Linked DNA regions of Homo sapiens: region 1 is linked to region 2. A link is an interaction called in ENCODE POLR2A ChIA-PET data of the cell type or tissue named here. Cell type or tissue: GM12878. All regions are shown on one strand. Links, peaks and the distances in the headings refer to the core of each region. The heading gives the core; the rest is flanking DNA.

Region 1 (4,424 bases), core at 257-4,256, 50 kb after region 2:
TAGCTGGTCAGTTCTTTTATTTTTATTCATGTTTGGTGGCCATTTTGTGGTACCCATTCCTATGGGAAGATTTTGCATCCCTACCTTACTGAACTCCAGCCATATTATTTGCTTTGACCAATGAAATGTGAGCATAAGTGATAGATGTTGCTTGAGATCTTTGTGTTGTTTGTTATTACGTCATAATCTAACCTATCCTGACTGATAGGCAGCTAACATTTATTGAATGTTTACTAGGTGGTAGTCTCTGTGAGCATCACTTTAAATGAATTATCTCACTTAGGCCTCCCAAGAGCCAAGCTAGTCAATAACCAATAGTGTGACAAGTGTAAAAATTTTAATTAATAAGCGTAAACTATTTACTTGTGAACTTTGGCAATTATAGAAAAGAGTAAAATAAGAAACCAGAAGCAAAGCAGAGTCAAAGGTTTCAAAATCTGATCTGGGTTTTTACTTAATAGAAACAATTTCAAATAATCTCTGGTTTTTTTAAGCTTATGCCATTTTCTTGCTGATTAGTGATCAACAGAATTTTATCCTTATTGGTCACCATTTCTTTTCTTTTATATGTAGGAAATGCAGTTGTGTTTAGGATATCCTAATTACACTTACTTTCATTTTCCAGGCTTAACATAATCCTCACTTAGGGAAATGTGACATTCTCATGTTCTATTATGTGCTGATGAAACAGGCACCTCTGCAATATACCCATATAACTAACCCTCAACAAAGAGAATAAATGATCATATTGGGAGAGTAGTCTGGTGAAAAATATGGGCCTCCTTTTGATAACAGTTTGTGGTGAAAAAGAAACTAATTTTAACAGAAAAAAATGTAATTCATTATTTATTATGGCTCTCTTTACTGGAAATCGTAGCTTAAAAGTGAAATATGAATTTTTTTTCTGCATAGGCAAAATTTCCCAATTAGGTTTTTGAAATTTGTGTTTAGAATGAATGATTCCTAGAGTGTGGAAGGTATCTTTTTTGGAAGTATCATTTAGTAAGTTATAATTGGTTGTATACTAGTCACCTAAAAGACTTACTAAATTTCCTAAAATATTAGATACCTACGTGTTTGGCTTTAAAATGGAGAATTTGTCTTAAATTTATCCGTAAACAGTTTCATTTATATTTTTATTTATTTATTTATTGAGATAGCATCTCTCTCTGACACCCAGGCTGGAGTGCAGTGCTGTGATCTCAGCTCACTGCAACCACCGCCTCCCGGGTTCAAGCAATTCTAGTGCCTCAGCTTCCCAAGTAGCTGGAAATTATAGGTGTGCACCGCCACACCCAGCTAATTTTTGTATTTTTAGTAGAGACAGGATTTTGCCATGTTGGCCAGGCTGGTCTTGAACTCCTGGCCTCAGGTGATCCACCCGCCTCAGCCTCCCAAAGTACTGGGATTACAGGCGTGAGCCAACATGCCCGGCAATATTTTTAGATATAACTGAAAGGTTATAACTTGAAATTAAGATATCTTAGAAGTCCTCATCACTTCTTTAAATGTTACAAATAAAAGTTACTGTTTATTTGATCATTAAATTTAATGAAAATCATCAGGGAAAAATTACTAACCATCAAGTTTTGTAAATCGATTTGAGTAAAGTGTAAATCAAGTAATTTGCAGAGACCAAGTACCTAGCCCAGAGGGACAAGTTAAGATACTGTTTATGCAAGAATAGTGGTTGCTAACCAGAAAGGAGGAGATGAAGGGGAAATAAATAAATTTTTTCTGCTGATGGCTTACGGAGAGTTGGTTGGGCTACTAGGTTACTTGCTTTGTTCTATTAATTTTAATAGTTAAAAGGTGGGTTTCAGGAGGCCTGTTAATTTCTGAAAGCACTGTACTTGTTATGTATCATTGCAAATAAGCTTTTTTTCTAGCAAGAAAGAACCTGTAGTATTCATCAGGTTCTCCAAAGACTGTGAAATGTTAAGAACCATTCTTCTACAACTTTTTTCAAAATATATCTATATTTGGCTGCCACTAGGTGGCATTGCTAATACAGCCAATATACTGTTGTATTTGCAGTTTCTAGTCTGGATAAATATATGTGTGTAGAGCAACTTCACCCAAAAACCAAGCCATCAAATGGCTCTACTAAGCCAGGAGACATATTCTGTTATTTACTTGTATTCATGCCTACCTAAAACCAGTCTACGCATGTAAGTAAAAAGAGCATTTCTTAATAGTTTCTCGCATTCGTTCATTAATTAGTTCAGCAGTTAATAGTCTACCTTTCTGGCCAGCTTATGCCTGTAATCCCAGCACATTGGGAGAGGGAGGCAGGGGGATCACTTGAGGCCAGGAGTTTAAGACCAGCCTGGGCAACAAAGCAAGACCCCGGGTTTTTTTCTTTCTTTCTTTCTTTCTTTTTTTTTTTTTTGAGATGGAATCTCACTCTGTTGCCCAGGCTGGAGTACAGTGGCACAATCTCGGCTCGCCACAACTTCTGCCTCCCAGGCTCAAGTGATTCTCCTGCCTCAGCTTAGCAGGTAGCTGGGATTACAGTCGCGTGCCACTACCGCCCAGCTAATTTTTGTATTTTTAGTAGAGATGGGGTTTCACCATGTTGGCCAGGCAGGTCTTGAACTCCTAACCTCAAGTGATCCACCCGCTTTGGCCTCCCAAAGTGCTAGGATTACAGACATGAGCCACAGTGCCTGGCCAAGACCCCATTTCTTTAAAAAAAAAATTATTTTAATTAGCTGGGTGTGGGGGTGAACACCTATCGTCCTAGCTACTCAGGAAGTTGAGGTAGGAAGACTACTTGAGCCCAGGAGTTTAAGGCTGCAGTGAGCTATGATTGTCCCACTGCACTCCAGCCTGTGTTACAGAGCGAAACCCTGTCTCTTAAAAAAAAAAGCCTTTCCAGCCAGGCGCGGTGGCTCACGCCTGTAATCCCAGCACTTTGGGAGGCCAAGACGGGCGGATCACGAGGTCAGAAGATCGAGACCATCCTGGCTAACACAGTGAAACCCCGTCTCTACTAAAAATACAAAAAATTAGCCAGGTGTGGTGGCGGGCGCCTGTAGTCCCAGCTACTCGGCAGGCTGAGGCAGGAGAATGGCGTGAACCCAGGAGGCGGAGCTTACAGTGAGCCAAGATCATGCCGCTGCACTCCAGCCTGGGCAATAGAGCGAGACTCCGTCTCAAAAAAAAAAAAAAAAAAAAAACCTTTCCTTTCGTTTTGATACACATATTTACATGGAGGACATAACTCCTATGGTATGCCCAGTGTCAGGTGTAATACCAAACATACTAACTTTAAGTCCAATCTTTTCTTTAATATTCAGGAATATGCAAGTGATTGAAACCGATTTTGTTAAAAGAATAAAATCTTTCATTAAATCCTTCATTCCTATGATAGGAAATAGGGCCTCTTCAGAGTAAAACAGCTAGGTTTGAATGTCTAGTACAATATTACTAGCTGTGTGATATTTGGCAAATTTCTTAACTTTTAAACCTCAGTCATTCAACTGTAAATGGGAGTGATAATAATAGTACCCATCTCATAAGACTGTTTTGAGGATTAATGAAATTACTTGTACAGTTTTCAGCTCAGTACCTAGTAAATGCAAGGTATTCAATAAATGATTGCTGCTATTATAATTAGCAATATCACTACGCTTACTCTGATTTATTTTTGAAATGTAATAATTTTCAATTTATATGCTTTAGCTGGTCTTAACAAATTAGGAACATTTCCCACAATTGATTTCAGTACAGTGTTATAGAATAATTGAAAACCACTGATCATTTCATTTCCAACAATGATGACTAGGCAATTTGGACCAACTCTCCCATAAAAGTTTCTTAAAAGAGTGGATAAATTTATTATTATTATTATTTATTTTTTTTTTTTGAGACAGAGTCTCACTCTGTCTTGAGTGGCTGTCACAGGCTGCCTCATGCCTGTGATCCCAGCACTGGAGTGCAGTGCTGGATCCCAGGCTGGAGTGCAGTGGTGCGATCTCGGCTCACTGCAACCTCTGCTTCCTGGGTTCCAGTGTTTCTCCTGCCTCAGCCTCCCCAGTAGCTGGAATTACAGGTGCCCGCTACTACGCCTGGCTATTTTTTTTTTTTTTTGTATTTTTATTAGAGACGGGGTTTCACTGTGTTAGTCATGCTGGCCTTGAACTCCTGACCTCGCGATCCGCCTACCTCAGCCTCCCAAAGTGCTGGGATTACGGGCGTGAGCCACCATGCCCAGCCAATAAATTTTTAAATATATGTTTAAAGGTGAGTATATGTATATATGAGTATTTGTATATATGTTTAAAGAGAGTAAAAGAATTATAAGACCAAGATCTAAGTTATACAGAAAACCCAAAGAAGAGAGACTGGCCAAGGATAGGCCCTGATAAACCTGCAGGCTTTGAATTTGAACTCTAAAGGGCCACACTTTAAAAGATGTG
Region 2 (4,361 bases), core at 1-4,000:
GCTGAGAATGTTCCTAAAGTTCATTTCACTATCCCTTAATCCTCAATAGCTACACATACCCCCTTGCCTAGTTAGTCTTGCACTGCTTTACAACTCTCTTAGGCAAATTACCTAACATAAGCTCCACAGAAGAGTTTTTTAAAACTTAAAATCCCTGTCCCACCAGGTGTGGTGGCTCATGCCTGTAATCCCAGCACTTTGGGAGGCTGAGGCAGGCGGATTGCTTGAGGCCAGGAGTTCGAGACAAGCCTGACCAACATGGTGACTCCATCTCTACTAAAAATAAAAAATCAGCCAGGTGTGATGGTGGATGCCTATAAGATCCTAGCTGCTACTCAGGAGGCAGGAGGCTGAGGCATGAGAATCACTTGAACCTGTGAGGCAAAGGTTGTAGTGAGCCAAGATCACGTCACTGCACTCCATCCTGGGTGACAGAATGAGACTCTTGTCTCAAAAAACAAAAAAACCTATTTAGTTTCATCCAGGACATTAAGTGAAAGTGTTTAATGTGAGTGCAGGTCAGTGAAGAATACAATGGTGCCCCTGCTTTGATTTGTGGGAGGTGCCATCAGTTTTCCCCACCACTGCTTTTGCACCCTCAGTGCAAATATCAACACAGAGAAAAAAAAAATAATAATAGTATTATGAAAACATTGACTCTGTGGAGACCCTGTGGGTTCTGCAGAGTATACTTTGAAAACTATAAGATTATGAGTTCTATAAAATACCAAGTACAGATGAACTAGAAAACAAGCATATATCCACAATTACCAGAATTTTCATAGTATTCCTTTTAGTAGATATGCCATGACAGTTACTTAGCCACCCCATGCCATCCTGTTGGGAATGCCACTACCTTTGAATTTGGAGCCATCAGTCTATCTGAGGCAAACCTCAGAAATTACCTGAGCCAGAATCATGCACTTAGCACTGAGTTCAACTCAGTCTTAACGTTGCATTTTGTTGCATCACTTTTGCAGCCAGTAAACATTCTGTTTAGAAATAGTTGCTATTGTGGCATCATTCACAGTTGCAATTTTTCTCCTGTGCTGTCATATGCCTGTGCGAAGTGTATTAAATGAATCAAATATTAGAAATTTCAAGGCTGTCTTTAGTGTTCTGCCCACAATACTCCACCAATGACCTTAGACCTTGAGATGGTGCTATAACGCTGCTTATATTGCAGTTAACCATAGAGAGGTGGAGCCACTTAAAATGGGCCTATTACCAAAATTCTCCCTGGCATCATTACAGTTCTTGGGGATACACTGATTTTAGAAATTACTGTCAGTATCCTCCTAAAAGAAGGCTTAAATAGTTTCTAACAAGATGACTATCAGGAAGCTATGTGGCTTGGGGAGTTGGGACCCTCTGCCTCATATTCTGGGTAACTGGTATAACATAGTAATTATTAGGATTGTATCAAGTGTATCTAAAGATCAAAAGGGAAAAAAGGCACCCTTAATTGTCAAAGTTAGTTCTAGGAAAAAATACTAGCAGGGATGACAAACTACGTTCACTTTACAGTTACCATAAATTCTTACTTGGGCCCACCCATTTCCATCTGTTAAGGTCCATAAGGTTACTCAAGTTTCAGTGGCTTCATTGTTACAAGAAAGGGGGGAAGTGAGAAACTTTAATAGGCTGTGATTTAGAACCACTGCTGATTAACCTTTGGCCAGTATGGGTCAGGGAAGGTGAACATGAAACACTGCACAGTAGGTTGTATCAATGCTATAAAACTCAACCTGGAGACAAAATTTAAACAGGTTATAAACCATGGGACTCCATTGAGGGTGGCTGTATCAGTCACCCAAAAAGTGACAGCAGGGGAACAAACTGCAGCTTGCCTCTAGTGGGAATACCCTTGAACCTCGACCTCCAGGGGGACAGCAGCATAGTCTTGGGGAAGGGCTACCAACACAAAGGGACCTAACCATGTATAGGGAAATGCTGTTTCCTCCATTTTAATCCAATTGTATCATGACCTGTTTCTCTCATCTTAAATATCTGTTTCAGCCTCTCACTTGAACCACCAAGACCATTTAACCAACAGTACTGTTTTTAAGCCCAAGATGACAACTGCCAACCATAGAACATGGGAATAGGTTTTATTTTCATCTCAAGAACATTTAAGTTGGGTGAAGAAATTCAGCTTTTGTTGTTAGAATCTGACAGGCTTCAAACACTTGTGATGGAGGGGTTGTTGTCATATCAAAGTCCACCTAGTAAAGTTTTAGGTGACCAGTGACTTTGTCAATTAGGTCTGCTGGTCCTGGCCCAATCCCTAGGACAGTTTGAGAGCCTGGTGCAATCTGAGTACGTCCAGCATCTTGAATTAAACTTACAGTCAGTCCCAGCATTTTTGCATGGGCCAATAATGCAATCAGGGTTTCTTCATCAGGAGCTTTGACCACCACCTTGGGCTGGCCACAGTATTCCCATTGTTTGAGCATTTCAGGATTTCTTCTTTGAATCTGCTTGTAGGCTGAAACAGCAGCATGAGAGCACTGGGCAGCCACTTTCCCTTTTCCCATCTTTAAGTCATTTCGAACCACAAGAATCATCTTGTACTCCCCGCTGTCTCCCAAGATGCTTGCTTCACTTTCAGTATCTGTGTGTGTCTTGCTCGTCTTGCTTTTGGGGAGCATCCCAAAGCATACTCGAAGGCTCCAGCCCAGGCACATGCCACAAGCAACTCCAACAGCCAAGCCGAGTGTACTGGGATGAGCCAAATATTCCATAACCAAGGATTTGGAGGGCATCTTAAAGGAAAGGAAAACAGTTATCACTATCCGGCAGTAACAACTTACAGAGGTATAGGCTTATCAGAGAAACATTTTGACTATACACTTAATGGTCATCCAGAAAAAAGGCAAAACACACCTTTGATCTTATGCCTGCACCCTGTTTCCAACACCCTCTTGCCCACCACCAGTGTACTAGAAAAGATTCAAGCATCCACATGAAACAGTTTAGGTCATTTTGAATCTTGATGTAAACGAAGTTGCATAAAGTTCAAAAACTCTATTCCTCAGTCTTCCCTTAGTCTTGTGGAGATGTTCCGTTTTACCAAGATGCCTAAGATTTAAAGAAACCAAAAATAACCCTTTCCTGGAATACAGTGCTAATCGGTGTTTTCACAATGCAGTGGTTCTCAGTGGAGATGGTATCAAATCAGTTACCCTCAGAAGAACCTCACTGTCACATTAATGGGCCTGGAGTGAGGTGCACTACTGAAATTTACTAAGCCTGAGCAAGGATGCTAAAAACCTTACAAAATGAAGAGTTGTCCCATTGGACGTGAGTGCAGCTGAAAAACTTAATAACTGAGATGAGAACTCAACATCATTTTACTTAAGAACACAAAATATTTTTTGCATAGTTTTACTATGTACAGGTGCTCCTCAATTTTCCATGGGGTTATATCCCAATTAACCCAATTAATTGAAAATACTGTAAGCCAAAAATGCATTTAATACACCTACAGAATATCATGACTTAGCCTAGCCTACCTTAAATGTGCTCAGAACACTTACATTAGCCTACAGTTGGACAAAAATCATCTAACACGAGGCTCTTTTATAATAGTGTTGAATATCTCCTGTAATTTATTGAATACTGTAAGTGGAAAACAATGGTTGTATGGGTACTCACCATTAATTTACACAGCTGAAAGCACAGTGGTCCTGAAAAATGTTTGAAGCACTGAAATAGAATTAATTGCTGGATGATGGGGATGCAACAGGGTCCTCAATTTCTCTCTCTTCTGATGAACATCGAGAATAGGTGGTAGAAGGCATTGGGACATCAACACTAGTTGATGGTTTAGCAAGCATAGTGTTGTTCTTCAGGAAGATACCAAGTTTTGACCGTACAGCTTGTTTCTTCTTTTCACTATATATTTCTCTGTAGCAAGCAAGAGCATCCTGTATCTGCGCCTGTCAACTGTGGCGAATCTCTCGTAATTGACGTCCATTTCTTCTAACGTGTAGGCCACTGCTGATAGCAGCAAATGCCTCTGCCAGTTTCTTTGCTGTGAACTTTCTAGGTGCCGTGGGTGTAACTTCTTCCACTGCCTCAACGCCTTTACCTCTTTCTTCCTCCAGTGCAATCAGCTCCTTATTGCAAAGATCTTTAGCCATAATTATCCTATGCAGCTGTTCCTTAAAAGCTATGGCACCTTCATTACCAGCACGTGCTGCCTCACCAGTGATCTTTACATTGTGAAAATTATGACGCCTTTTGAAGCGCTGGAACCATCCATGACTTGCTTTAAACATTTGTGTATATGTAGGATCACTGGCACGGTCTTTTAGCATATTAAAAAGACTTCTTGCCTTAGCCTGGATCATCAGTAG

What was found. ChIA-PET counts read pairs that join two places held together with the same protein. Peaks named below come from ENCODE experiments on the same cell type or tissue, not always from the same donor. Only the 100,000 strongest peaks of a DNase experiment are listed, where the experiment ranks them.
Region 1: POLR2A ChIA-PET joins it to region 2 with 8 read pairs; 10 of 35 experiments call an interaction of 5 or more read pairs at or near these places.

The regions. Positions count from the first base shown.
Region 1 is chr17:59,745,036-59,749,459 of GRCh38, forward strand. All of the region lies in intron 5 of VMP1 (vacuole membrane protein 1), which reads left to right. Among named protein-coding and RNA genes, the nearest start is that of VMP1, 40 kb to the left of the region's middle. In GM12878, for the core only: a CTCF peak has its summit at 1,996 (motif pointing right); no DNase peak of the experiment used is centred there.
Region 2 is chr17:59,695,214-59,699,574 of GRCh38, forward strand. CLTC (clathrin heavy chain) reads left to right here. Exons shown (of 32, transcript NM_004859.4): 32 at 1-1,743. PTRH2 (peptidyl-tRNA hydrolase 2) reads right to left here. Exons shown (of 2, transcript NM_016077.5): 2 at 2,095-2,765. The coding sequence starts at 2,765. The coding sequence ends at 2,226. Among named protein-coding and RNA genes, the nearest start is that of PTRH2, 10 kb to the right of the region's middle. RefSeq lists an enhancer at 1,489-1,538. In GM12878, for the core only: no CTCF peak of the experiment used is centred there; a DNase peak (open chromatin) is centred at 1,681; H3K4me3 peaks cover 198 bases.